Regions from separate parts of the Mus musculus genome. Here regions 1 and 3 are each linked to region 2. The links are chromatin contacts, found by Hi-C or POLR2A ChIA-PET in ENCODE. All regions are on one chromosome and are shown on one strand. Each heading gives the region's core, a stretch centred on a gene start or an enhancer-like site at or near the end of the contact. The rest is flanking DNA. Distances are from core to core; before and after follow the strand shown. Region 1 holds the start of 1700012C14Rik (RIKEN cDNA 1700012C14 gene). Region 2 holds the start of Tmem209 (transmembrane protein 209). Region 3 overlaps Cpa2 (carboxypeptidase A2, pancreatic).

Evidence for each region. Hi-C counts contacts between places; a loop is a spot of excess contacts on that map. ChIA-PET counts read pairs that join two places held with the same protein, here RNA polymerase II (POLR2A).
Region 1: a map of left cerebral cortex shows a loop between it and region 2 (3-fold over the local background). The contact joins the promoter of 1700012C14Rik here to the promoter of Tmem209 in region 2. A Hi-C loop is called at or near these places in 1 of 37 maps with a recorded cell type or tissue (left cerebral cortex). POLR2A ChIA-PET finds 5 or more read pairs at or near these places in 5 of 5 experiments (Patski and embryonic stem cell).
Region 3: a map of left cerebral cortex shows a loop between it and region 2 (4-fold over the local background). The contact joins the enhancer-like site here to the promoter of Tmem209 in region 2. A Hi-C loop is called at or near these places in 3 of 37 maps with a recorded cell type or tissue (all left cerebral cortex). POLR2A ChIA-PET finds 5 or more read pairs at or near these places in 3 of 5 experiments (Patski and embryonic stem cell).

Annotation. Positions count from the first base shown.
Region 1 is chr6:30,459,556-30,463,652 of GRCm38, reverse strand. 1700012C14Rik (RIKEN cDNA 1700012C14 gene) reads right to left here and starts at 2,668. Exons shown (of 2, transcript NR_131049.1): 1 at 2,524-2,668; 2 at 340-692.
Region 2 is chr6:30,508,120-30,511,717 of GRCm38, reverse strand. It overlaps Tmem209 (transmembrane protein 209), which reads left to right and starts at 1,935. Exons shown (of 15, transcript NM_178625.4): 1 at 1,935-2,033; 2 at 2,916-3,052; 3 at 3,206-3,264. The coding sequence starts at 2,031. It also overlaps a transcript of Ssmem1 not described here.
Region 3 is chr6:30,546,650-30,550,762 of GRCm38, reverse strand. It overlaps Cpa2 (carboxypeptidase A2, pancreatic), which reads right to left. Exons shown (of 11, transcript NM_001024698.3): 5 at 3,557-3,658; 6 at 1,423-1,521; 7 at 1-18. Among named protein-coding and RNA genes, the nearest start is that of Cpa2, 7.1 kb to the right of the region's middle. Within about 2 kb of position 2,647, at least 1 of the 3 ENCODE cell types and tissues checked has a DNase peak (open chromatin) inside an H3K27ac peak, as active enhancers do.

The DNA.
Region 1 (4,097 bases), core at 1,419-3,918, 49 kb after region 2:
TTATTTATTTGAAACAGGGTCTCACTGTGTAGCCCAGGTTAGCCTTGAGCTCACTGTAAAGCTGCCTTTAAACTTATGATCCTCCTCCTAAGTGCTAGGAGGACAGGGACGTGCCACCAGACCACACTTCATTTCCTTATCTTATCTCTAAGCCAGGGCACACATACCAGACTCTCTCCCGAGGTAATTTCAGCAGGAATTCTCTCCAGATCTAGTGCCCCAAACATACTTACATCTGACACGGCCATTTGTATTCCTTCTGGGGTCCTCTTTGCATGGCTGACTTCAAGCAGGCTAATTAATTATTTTAGAAACCACGATTAAATCGACACAGTGATTAATCTGATAATCCTTTTTATGAAATTACCTCGGAAACGCTAACTTTTCATCTTTTGAAACTCACTGTGTAAATTACTCTGAAGATTACATTGTACCAGCTTTTGGCTCCGTAAATCTTAATGGCAATGTTTTGCCAAAAGCAATAAAAGCTGTCCTGGATTTATCAGGTCAATCAGGGAAGGGGCAGGCAGGCAGGAAATTGAAGGTGACTCAAACTGCAAAGTCGGGAGGGAGGGGTCGTTGACTGAAGAAACTGTTGGAACTTGCCACTGTGGCCACATGCAAGCAAGGAAGTGAGTAGCCTCAGGAAGCAGAGAGGCATGCAGAACGCCAGTCACAGCTGCCGAGGCTCCCTGTCGGAAAGAAGAGATGTGCAGTTCTTAGAGGTCTTAGAAGAGGCCTTCTAGTCGTGCCTCTTCTCCCCACCCCCAGCAGCTCCTCCCAGTGCCCAGAAGGCAGAAGGCAGAGGCAGAGAGAAGATGCTTGGGCTGTTGTCTTCCTCTGCTATGCCCGACGGGCAGGGTCCTGGGCCTCAGGCTGACTTGAATCACTCCAATCCTACTTTAGATGTTATCAACCATGCCTCCTACAGCCTGGCTGCAGTGACCCAGCCTATCTATCTGAGTGCAGCATCCCCTTCTACTGTTCGCTTCTTTCCTACATAGTGGCTACACACTGGATCCCTCTGCGGGCCTCACTGGAAGTGTGTCACATTGCTCTGCAGCTTGTAGGAGGTAGCAGGCACCACAGGCCTCTACAGATTGCAGGACAGGTGGAGGGCCCCCGCCTTCTGAACCCAGGCCCCTAGCTATCCAGCTAGCTGAAAGTGTTTATTGAACACCTACTTTGTTCCAGGCTCTAAGGACTATGGAATGAACAAGATAGAGTCAGCTCCTGTCCTCCTGATGGTGGAACAAACAGGCAGTAAACTCTATGACCATGGGGGAGATGGGAAGGGGACAGAGCCGGTAGAAGGGTCAGGGCAAAGGCCTTGGAGTCTTCCTAGTGGGACCCTAGCTTTGACTCTTCCTCACTGAGATGATATTTGAATAGAGAACCGGAGATGGAGGACAGACCCACAGAAACGCAGGAGGAAGAGCGAGCCACTGGTGCCAAGGCCCCCAACAACACACTTCATCATCCAAGGAGCGGCACCATGGCTGGACTAAAGGGAGCATCGTGGCAAGACACCAAGGTCAGGTAGCTTTGGAATCCCCACGCCATGGAAAGAGCTGAGATGTGGCCTTTCTGGGCATCTTACAAGGAAAACGCGTCCATCTGTTGCCTTGTTCTGGTCTGAAAGGTATCTCCCCCCCCCCCAGCCCCCCCCCCCCCGACAGATCAGGTGCTTCCACTGGCTCCAGGGAAAGGCTCCGGAGCTGGGATTTCCAAATCTTGGAAGCCTCACTGCCAGGAGTCACCGTGTGGCCTGAGGAAACCAAGATACCTCATACAGATTCCACATAGTCCCTGTCTCTACTGCTGCGTCCCTGGGGTCAGAAGAAGACCAACCCATAGCTTCTGTCTTTTTTCTCCTGGCCGGGCTATTCAGATGATAGCTAAAGACAAGGCAAGCTGCCTTATCTTCCCCAAGCCGGGACAGAAGGAGTTTATGAGGACGCTGATAGGAACCCTGAGAGGCTACTGGCCCTCTCAGGGTGCTCCTCAGAAAAGTCTCAGTGTGTGGTAATTATCTGGTTAGTGAGGACTTCAGCTGACCTCTGAAGAGTGACAGGACAGTCCTCCTCCTTCAGGAGATGGTGACCCACACCCATCAACCCATGCTGGGGTTACTCTGTTCTTCTCATGGTGCCACACAGGAGCTGGGCCAGTCTGGAGGAGAAAGGATGCTGGAGCCTTACTCTCAGGGGAGGAGCGCTCTCTTAGCTCACTCTCCAAGAACTGGGTGGGGAGTCTTTCAGACAGAACCTGTCTTTGGCCCTGAGTCTCATCCTGGTGACTGAGCCGGGCTTATCCCCGTGGCTTAGCAGAGCGAGCGGCCATGGAAGCTTTTCTGGACTGGGCTAGCAAGGCGTGAGGGTTTAAGCATGTGCCCGGAGAGCTCTGGCACCTGTTTGATACTTCCCAGGTTGATGGTGGCATTTCTGGTGTGAATCCAGCCCCTGGAGTATCCAGGTCCCGGGCTCCATCTGCCACCTCACTTGAGGGTGCCAGGCCCCTCACCTCTCCTACTCCAGGCCCACATCACCTTCCAGAATAACCCCCATCAGGAACGCGGCTAGGATCTTTCCTCCCTGTTGCTTTTCCAGTGAGGCCTCTTTTCCCCTTCATACAAGCACTTCCGAGAGAGCCAAATCGACCGCCCTCTAGGTTGCCATGGAAACAGAGCTTTCTTTCCTCCCTCCTGTTTACCTTGGTCAGGGGACTGCGACAAAAAGCAGCCTGTCGCAGGAGGAGAAGGGAGGGCGGGGGAGAGCGGAGGGAGAATCAGCTTGCCTTAAACCAGATCATTCCGGTTTGGAGTGGTTCTCTCCCCCGCAGCCCTAGGCCCCTCTTGCCACACTGGGCTGTGGAAGGCAGGGAGGGAGGGAGGATCCTCATCCTGCGAAGCTTTAGTGGAGAAGGTCCTACACCCGTGGTACCCCGTCCTAATTCCAAGTGGACCTGTCTCCCTCAAGGCCAGAGTTTGGCCTCCAGTGCATCCTCTGGAGGTGCTGCCCCAGGGTGACTGCTGTGCTCAGGTTGGCTCCCCACCCCAGGATAAAGAGATGGGAGCTGAAGGCCAGGCCTTGCTCTGTATATGTACTCTTGAGTGCCCTGGCCAAAGTGGCCTCACCCTATTTACCAAAAAGATCATTGTCGTAGCCTCGAACTTAAAATTTCCCAACTAACTGCCTTGGAGCGCGATTATATATCAGTGCCTTCTGAGCACCGCCTCTCCTCGCCCTAACTTTCCAAGTCTCCTGCAGTTTTTCTGGTTTCTTTCGTAGGCTTCCTCCCCTTCCAGAAGCCACCAGGAGGTGGTGGGTGCTGTCCCTGAAAAGCTTTCTAGCTCTTTGTGCTCCTCTGAGCCTTGAGCTAAAGTACTCTATTCTCAGTACCTGATTCCTCTAACCGGTTTGCTGGGTAGAAGCCCTGCCTCCGGGTGCTATCAGCCTGAATACAAGGTTGTGCCCCGGTGGCATCCCAGCCGGTTGCGTACCCACTAGATGCACAGTTAGCGTGGGCACCGGCCGCTGCTAGTCGCGGTGCCCACGACCAGGACCAGCGCTGCTCGCCAGGGGGCGGCAGAGAACCCACCCTGGGCAGCTTCTCCGCGAAGCACGAGGCCATTTTACATTCGAAAAATCCTGACCTGGCTCCGCATCTATGTGGACACTGGGAGCTTTGCCGGGACAAGTGACTGGCGGTGGCACCTGGGGGACTTGGCGCTCGCTTCCAGAGCAGCTTCCCGTCCCAGGCACAGGCTTCATCGTGCTGCACTGCGGCTCCGCGGAGCCCCGCCCACCTGGGGAAGGGTCTGGTCCTTTATCGGTGCAGTGAGAGTTCTTACCAAGGAGACCCTTCCTCTGGCATTGGGAGAGCTGGTAACTCCCTTGGCAAGAACACTTTGGTGGCCCTTGGCTTATCCTCCCGCATCCCAACACAATGTTTTTGTTTGGTTTCTGATTTTGTTTTAAGAAGCCCTGGTTGGCCTGAAACTCAGTGTATATAGACCAGGCTAGCCTCAAACTCACAGGTCCACCTGCCTCCGCCGAAATGCTGGGATGAAAAAACGAGGGTGCACCACCACGCCG
Region 2 (3,598 bases), core at 686-3,185:
AGGCCATGAGGATGGAGCCTTAATCTTACTGTAGTCTCAAGGAAGATGAAAGGACACCAAGAATTCACCAACCCAGGGGAAAGGCCACCAGAGAGAATAAGATGAAGCCACATAGACAAGCCAACACCACCTGTCTCAGAAGAAACCAGCCCTCCTCACATTCTGGTCTTAGATTCCATCTTCCCAAACCCTGTGTGGGAACAAAGTCTGGTGTTTTGGGGTTTTTTTTAAAGTACTGCCTAACTTTTTCTTTTGAAGGAGGCACTGGTGTTCTGGGATATTTGGTTATGATAACTCTAATAATACATAATGGTAACTATCAACTTCAGTGTGGCAAGTGTTTTTTAAGCCCCGGAAGAAATACACATTAGTTTATGGGTTACATTAAGAGAAAGAGATAGAGCCGGGCGTGGTAGCGCACGCCTTTGATCCCAGCACTCGGGAGGCAGAGGCAGGAGGATTTCTGTGTTCGAGGCCAACCTGGTCTAAAAGTGAGTTCCAGGACAGCCTGGGCTATACAGAGAAACTCTGCCTCGAAAAAAAACAAAAAAAGAGCAAGAGATAGAGAGGGAGGGAGCGGGAGAGAGAGGGAGAGGGAGAGGGAGGGAGAGACAGAAAGACAGAGAGACAGAGAGACAGAGAGAAACCACACCAAGGGCTGGTGAGATGGCTCAGCAAGTAGGAGCACTGACTACTCTTCTGAGGGTCCTAAGTTCAAATCCCAGCAACTGCATGGTGGCTCACAACCACCTATACTGAGATCCGACGTCCTCTCCTGGTGTGTCAGAAGACAGCTACATTGTACTTATGTACAATAATAAATAAATCTTTGGGCCTTTTTAGATAGACTTACATGTGGAGAAATGAGCTGTCATTTTGGATTTGACTGTATACTGACAGAATTGAACCTGTTCTCTTGGAACAATTGTCAAGTTAGTTCATCTCCAAATCTATGTCCAGATCCAAACATTGTACTAAGACAATATAAACATGATTTTAAAAAAAACCTAAAAACCTATTAGCTCTTTAAGAGCATACACTATGCACTACCACAATGAAACTTCATTTTCTTCTGTTTAATCTTGATATTTAGTTACTATCTTGAGACAATGTCATTATGGCTAGCTTTGGAACTCCAGAGGCACTTGCCCCCGCCTCTCGATTGCTGGGATTAAAGGCATGTATGTACCAAGGCCTGGCTGGCACACTTCTCCAGGCACTGGCTACGCTGGCCACTAGTTGGGCCAGTGCTGCCACTCCCAAGAAAGCTCTTCCAGAGTTGGACTTGCTTCCCTGTCCTCACCTGCAGGACACAGGCAAAGCTCTTTAGAACAATAGCCAGGAAGCCAAGCCCCCATCCCTGCCTCGTACTCCACACATGGCGTATTGTCAGAACTTGCACTAGCTACTAAGGAAAACCACTCACCTCCCTGGTGACTCTTTTCTCAGTTCTTTCAAAGAACATTCAGGGCAAAGGTGGGGTTTTGTTTGTTTGTTTGTTTTTAACCCCAAAACCACCACTAACTTCAATAGAACGTTCCAGTTTTTCTTCCTAATGCTGCATCCTCATAAGGTGGATATTTGAGAATTTACATTGGGTCAAACCAATTGAGGGAGAAAACACTTCAAAAGAGGAAAAATGCTTTGTCATTGCTGAGTGTGTCTAACACATCAGGCATGCTTGTATCCTACCAATTAGCCGTAGGGGGCCCTAGATAAAGCTACAATTAGTAATATCCAAACTTCAGCTTGCTACAATCATTACTTTTTACTAAGTGTTCAGAATCTGGTCTGAATTTTGCAGCTCAGCCTTTTCCTGCAGCTAAGTAGGAGGCACAAATCCGAGGGCGTTCCCCTGGCAACGATCGCGGCTCGGGTCCTTCTGCCCCACCCCTCTCCCTCTCGCGAGAAGAGAGGGCCCGGTTCTTCCGGTAACTGTAGCCCGGCTTGCCCGCCGCCGCCGCCTTAGTCTTGCCTCTGCGCATGTGCAGTAGGGAGTGGCGCGAGTCCACGGCTTCCTGCTGAAGAACATGGTGCGTTTGGGGGGGTTGTCTTGTGCTTCCTGGACATGGAGTCCGTGCTGTTCCCTCAGAGTTCCAAACCTAAAGTTGTGCCTGAGGTTCAGCCAGGGGATGATGTAGCTAGGAATCTTGCCACTTGTAGTGCAAGGGAAGAAAGACACATGAAGGATAATTATAAAGCTCGTACTGAGGTAGCCAGGGAGGGAAGCTCTCCGAGGAGAGTTTTGGCGCGGGGCAGGAAGGCGGGAAGGATGCTAATGTGCTCTAGAATATGACTCCCGGGAGCTGCCCTCTCAGTGATTGCAGAGCTGAGCCTAGCGAGACAAAGGAGATGACAGTTTTAGTAACCCAAACTGAACGCACGTGTTCCCGTTCCCGTCTCTCTCTTGACTCTTCACGTGAATAGTACCCGTCCACCCCGTGAGAAAAGCTTTACAATTTCATCACCAAAAGGAGATGCTAAGCCTGTATCACTCCATGGTCAAGGTTAGGGTCTGACACAGTAATGACAAAAGTTGATATCTGGTGTCTCTTCATCTAGATGTAGTAACTCGAAGCAGAGACAAAAGAACTCTTTGCGAACTTAATAACAAACCATTACATTATGTAGCAAAACATTTTAATTTATTGGAACCATTAGCTTCTCTGAAATAACCAGCAAGTTCCCTGCTGATTTTTCTGTGGTACCTAAGAAGATATTTCAGGGTTGTGTATACTAATATTAAAGTTTCATATACTAATATTAAAGGGGAAAGTTGGGGAGAAATTTTAAAGAAGAGAAAAGTTGGGGGGGGGAGCAGTTACTTTACAACAGACATTTTTGATTTCTTAAGAGTAGTTTCTTTTCATTTCAGGCTGTTTTGTTTTTTTGTTTTTTGTTTTGCCTTTGAATAGATGCAAGGAGACGTAAGCCCCAATCCTTCCCTTATTGACAGAACCATCAAGATGAGAAAAGAAACAGAAACTAGGAAAGTGGTTTTAGCTTGGGGACTCCTAAATGTATCCATGGCTGGAATGATATATACTGAAATGTAAGTTAATCAGCCCATAAGTGAAAATTTTAACTATTGTTGGCTGGCACTGTGGCTTTTTATATTTGTTTTGGTTTTAAGTGTTTGGTTGGTTTGTGGTGGGCGTGTTATTTATTTATTTAAATAACTGGAAAGCCTTTCTAATCTTTTCAGGACTGGAAAGTTAATCAGTACATATTATAATGTGACATACTGGCCCCTCTGGTATATCGGTAAGTAATTTCCACTATAATTTAGATTTACTACATATGAAAACTTGCTTGTAAATTTAATTCAGCTTAGTATTCATTCTTTTATTCAGACAAATGAGTTCTTACTCAGTTTCCCAAAGTCATGAGTCTAGTGAAGGAACGAGGTAACCCCTTTTATGGAAAGAACATTCTAGTAGGAGGCTGAGTCAGAAGGATTACTTCAAGTCTGAGGCCAGCCTGGGATAAATTGCAGAACCCTGTCTCAAAAACAAACAACAACAAAAACACACCAAAATAGAAGCCAGGTATGGCAGAATATCTAGTCCCGGTACTTGGGAGGGAGAAGGAATCAGAC
Region 3 (4,113 bases), core at 1,398-3,897, 38 kb before region 2:
CCCATAATCAGACGCAATCTGAGAGGAGACACAAGCTTTCAGTCTTACCAGCTGCTTGGCCCAGAAGGTGCATTGCAAAATACTGTGGCAGTGTGGTTTTGTGGTTTTGTGGTTTTGTGGTTTGGTTGGGGGGAGGGTGGTTTTTTTGTTTGGGTTGTTGTTGTTATTGCTATTTCCAAACATGAATTAGGGGCCACTGTTGATCTATGGGAAACTTTCAAATCCCTTGGAGTATGCATCTTACAGTGTCTATAACTTTCCTTTCTGGTGACAGTAATTTTCTTATATTAAGTAATTGACAGTTTTATTTTTGTTATTAAGTAAATATCGACTATCTTTTTCTCTTAGAAATAGCAACCCTCTCTCCCTGGGTGTTTTGTTTTGTTTTGTGTTGTGTAGTGATACTTTTTGCAATGGTGGGAAATGGCACATATGGCTTATTTGGATCTATAAACTAAATTTTTAAAACTTGATATTCAAGAAAAAACCCTTGATATTCATTAATCCTCCAATGGGGTGACTTTCCAAAAGAACTCGGGACCAACATCAGATTGCTTAAATATTCGGGGACTTTGCTAAAGATATGGAGGAAGGGTTAAATTCCATTTGGGGAATTACATTTTGACTGCAATCAATTGCAGGAGAGCTGAAGTTTCTGCTGGATTAAAATTTATTCATTTCCTGTGCTCAGCCATCCTAAGGCATTATTATTCAACTGTTAAATATCCATTTCATAATACCCTAAAGGTAACCGCATTTTAATTGAAGGGAAAAATGTATCAGTCGGCATGCACGTGGTTGCACATGCTTGAATGATCTGATGTGGATTGATTTCCTTTGCTCATGAATTAACATTCTGATTTATAGCATGTCATTTTGGAATTACTTAAGAAATACCAGCCTAGGTCACACCCAGCATCGTGTCCTGGCTCTTGTGCCAAGGACCATGTGGAAGGGAGAAATTGCTACATTCTGAGTTCCGAATCAGATTTGGGCAATATTCAGAACAACCTACACTCCGTCAGCTCGGTTCACTTTAGATCGGTAGGTTAGCGTCTTCTCGCACGTGTTTCCATTTGCCCTCTGAAGCCCTTTCAAGACTTTGTAGTGGAGGCCCCTCCCTCTAAGGGCCAAGCTTCCCTCCTGCTTCTAGGCTGAAACTTGAGATCCCAGACGGTGCCTGCCACCCCTTCCAATTCTTCTGGCTTGCTGTGTTTTTTTTTAACAAGGGGCCTACGGACTCAGTACCATGATCCAACACCAAAGAAAAGAAAGCTTGCCTGAATCTGTTTCCTGCCGCTGTGGCAAGAGGAGGATTTGGCTGAGAGTGTTCGCAATCAGGCCCACCAGGGCAGTGTGTGCTTACTTAGAGAACCTAACTCCCCAAAGACAAAGTATGTGAGGAATTTTAAGCAAAATGACCTTATTTGCTGTCCACAGTGCAGTAGCTTGCGTAACCCACTCTCGAGCGTGGATCCCCGCATCAAGCCAGATGGCTGGCTTGTCTCCTCCGGTGCTGAACTGCAAAACAAACAGAGCGATGGGTTCTCTCCCTACCACAGGGTCTTTCTCTGTCCCCTGTCTTTCTCTGTCCCCTGTCTTTCTCTGTCCCCTGGGATTAAGAGAACAAGAGGAGATGGACAGGTGACACTGGCTTGATTCTTCCATCAGTTTGTTTAGTCCCTTTCTTAAGAAAGAAAGAAAGAAAGAAAGAAAGAAAGAAAGAAAGAAGAGGTTTAAATGCAGATTGAGAAACAAAGCGAAATTTTCTTCCCTTAATGTTTGTAAAAAAAAAAATATTGCAGATAATGTAAGGAAAATTTGCTCACGTTATAAATTAAGGGAGAAACAGGTTTCAGGTAGTACGTCATTCTTATTTTTAAAAGACTAGTTCATGTGGGAGTAAGCTTGCAAGCAAATGTATGGGGGTGGTGAGGAGGGGTAAGGAGGGGGGGGAAGAAAAAGAGAAAATATTTACAGCTATCATCGTATAGTGGTGAATTCGAGTTGCCAAAGCTAGTCCTCGCTCTTTTTGTCTGTTTTTCTGTTTGCCAATGTTTATGCACTGATCTATTATTTCGGTTCTAAGAATCTCATCAGAGCCTCCATCAAAACGGGACCGCAACGCTCCCATGGCGCTCTCCAGCCCTTCAGTTGTCTAATCTAAGTGACTGGGTTATTTGGAACAGTGGCCTTGCCAATTGGATCACTAAATAGGAAGGAAAGATTATTTTTGCACCATCAACTTCTACCTTTGTGCAACAACCGAAGCACGGCAGATAAGGTAAATGAAAAATGCAAATTCTTGCTAAGATTTTCACGTTTCACAGGTTTGGGAAAGTTAGTTGAAAATGTGTTGAGTCTTTTTCCTTCAGAGTGCTCAGATGTCAAAAGTAGGGAACTTTAAAAAAAGAAAAGAAAGAAAGAAAGAAAAAAAATGTCTCAACCACCAAACCACTTGGAAAAATCGAAGGCCAGAAAAAACCAAGGCCGGAGAATTCAGAGTTCCCTGACTCAGAGGTAGGCCGGGCAGAAAAGAGAGGGACAGTAGTGGCAAGCTTGCATCCTAGCCCTGGCCAGTAGTGGCAACCCCTCCCAGGCCAGCTTTGGGGAAACCGCTCTGGAGGAATCCATGTCCCAGTTAGTCAGTTGGTTCCTAGCCACAACGTTTCCAAATTTAGTAGGGTGTTGTGACATTACCTCCCCACACACACCCCCCTTAACAAACTCTTTCTAGGAAGTCTGGGAAAATAACTTTCACTGTTTTTGGTTTGTTTGTTTGTTTGTTTTTTTCCTGAACAAAGTGCAAACGCTTGAAACTATCTCCCCGAATACTGTTAGGGGTGACCAGGTGCAGTGAACCTGAGCCAGTTTTCAGCTGTCACCTGGGGGTTGGGGGGCGGGGAATGCCTTCATTCCGGGGTATTACCTTTGCATTTAGTTGTCTGTCATCCTCTGCACACTGAGAAACTAATTTGGGGGGGGTGGTTTGGTTTTTTTGGGGGGAGGGGAACAGGGTGGTTGTTTTTCTTTGCTTTTTAATGTGGTTCAAACAATTACTAGGTGCTTTTTGTTTGCTTGCTTGCTTGTTTCTTGTTTGTTTTTAAGCTGGCTTTTACAAGGAAAGAGAGAAGAAAAAAAAAATCCGCAAAGAACTCCCACTTTGATTAATATCCCCAGTGCTCGCCCGCCCCTCCCCCCCCCCCCCCCGCCCGCCGCCTCTCCAGCTCGGCTCCAATTGGCGCGCTCGGCCTGGCTCCTCACGAACGCATCTATCAGGACACATTAATTCTCTCCTGCAGACCTGCGTCAGCGTGCAGGAAAAAGAGGGGAAAAAAAAAAAAGAAAAAGAAAAAGGAAGGGGGCGGGTGGTGGTGGAGATGCTCAAAACCAGCAAAGACTGGTTAGGAAGGAAAAAAGAGAAGGAAAAAAAAAAAGAGCGAGAGAAAAAAGGGGTGGGGGGTGGGGGGGAACTTGCTCTGCAAGCGCAGCTGGGAGGAGCGGGATTCTAGAAGCATCATGAGAGGGAAAACAAAAGTCACTGCTCCCTTTATACCTTGAGCACATTCATGGGCCGATTTTCAAAAGATGAACCGATATTCACTTTGCTCACTAGACCAGGGTTCTCAGCCACGAGGTTATCCATTTCTTGGTAAATCTGAAAGGTTCAAATGATAAACAGGCATCTGTAATTGAGTGACTGGGCGAATGCAGCTATTAGGGTCTTGTCGCCCGTGCGTTCCCAGTCTCTCCGCAGCCTGGCTGGGGACGGCAGGAAGCCGTCACGGGGATGATGAGTCACTCTGAAAAAGAGAAGCCATCTTGCCCCAACACAGCCGGTTCTTTCCAGTTCTGTGCAAAGTAAAATGGCACTTGTCTGATTTGCCTGTGACTTTGTCCCCCCTAGACCATGTCCAGCAGGGAAGTCTTTCACCTTAACCAGCAAACCGTAGTGACACTAAAAGAGATGTGGCAGACTTGTGCTACAAAATACAAAATGTGCTAGTGCAGGCCCTGAGACAATGGGGACATCCTCCAGTCACTGGCTACTCCGACCCCAATTTTTAAGGCTCATTGAAATTCTGAGCATTCCCCACATCTCAAGGCTTCCCC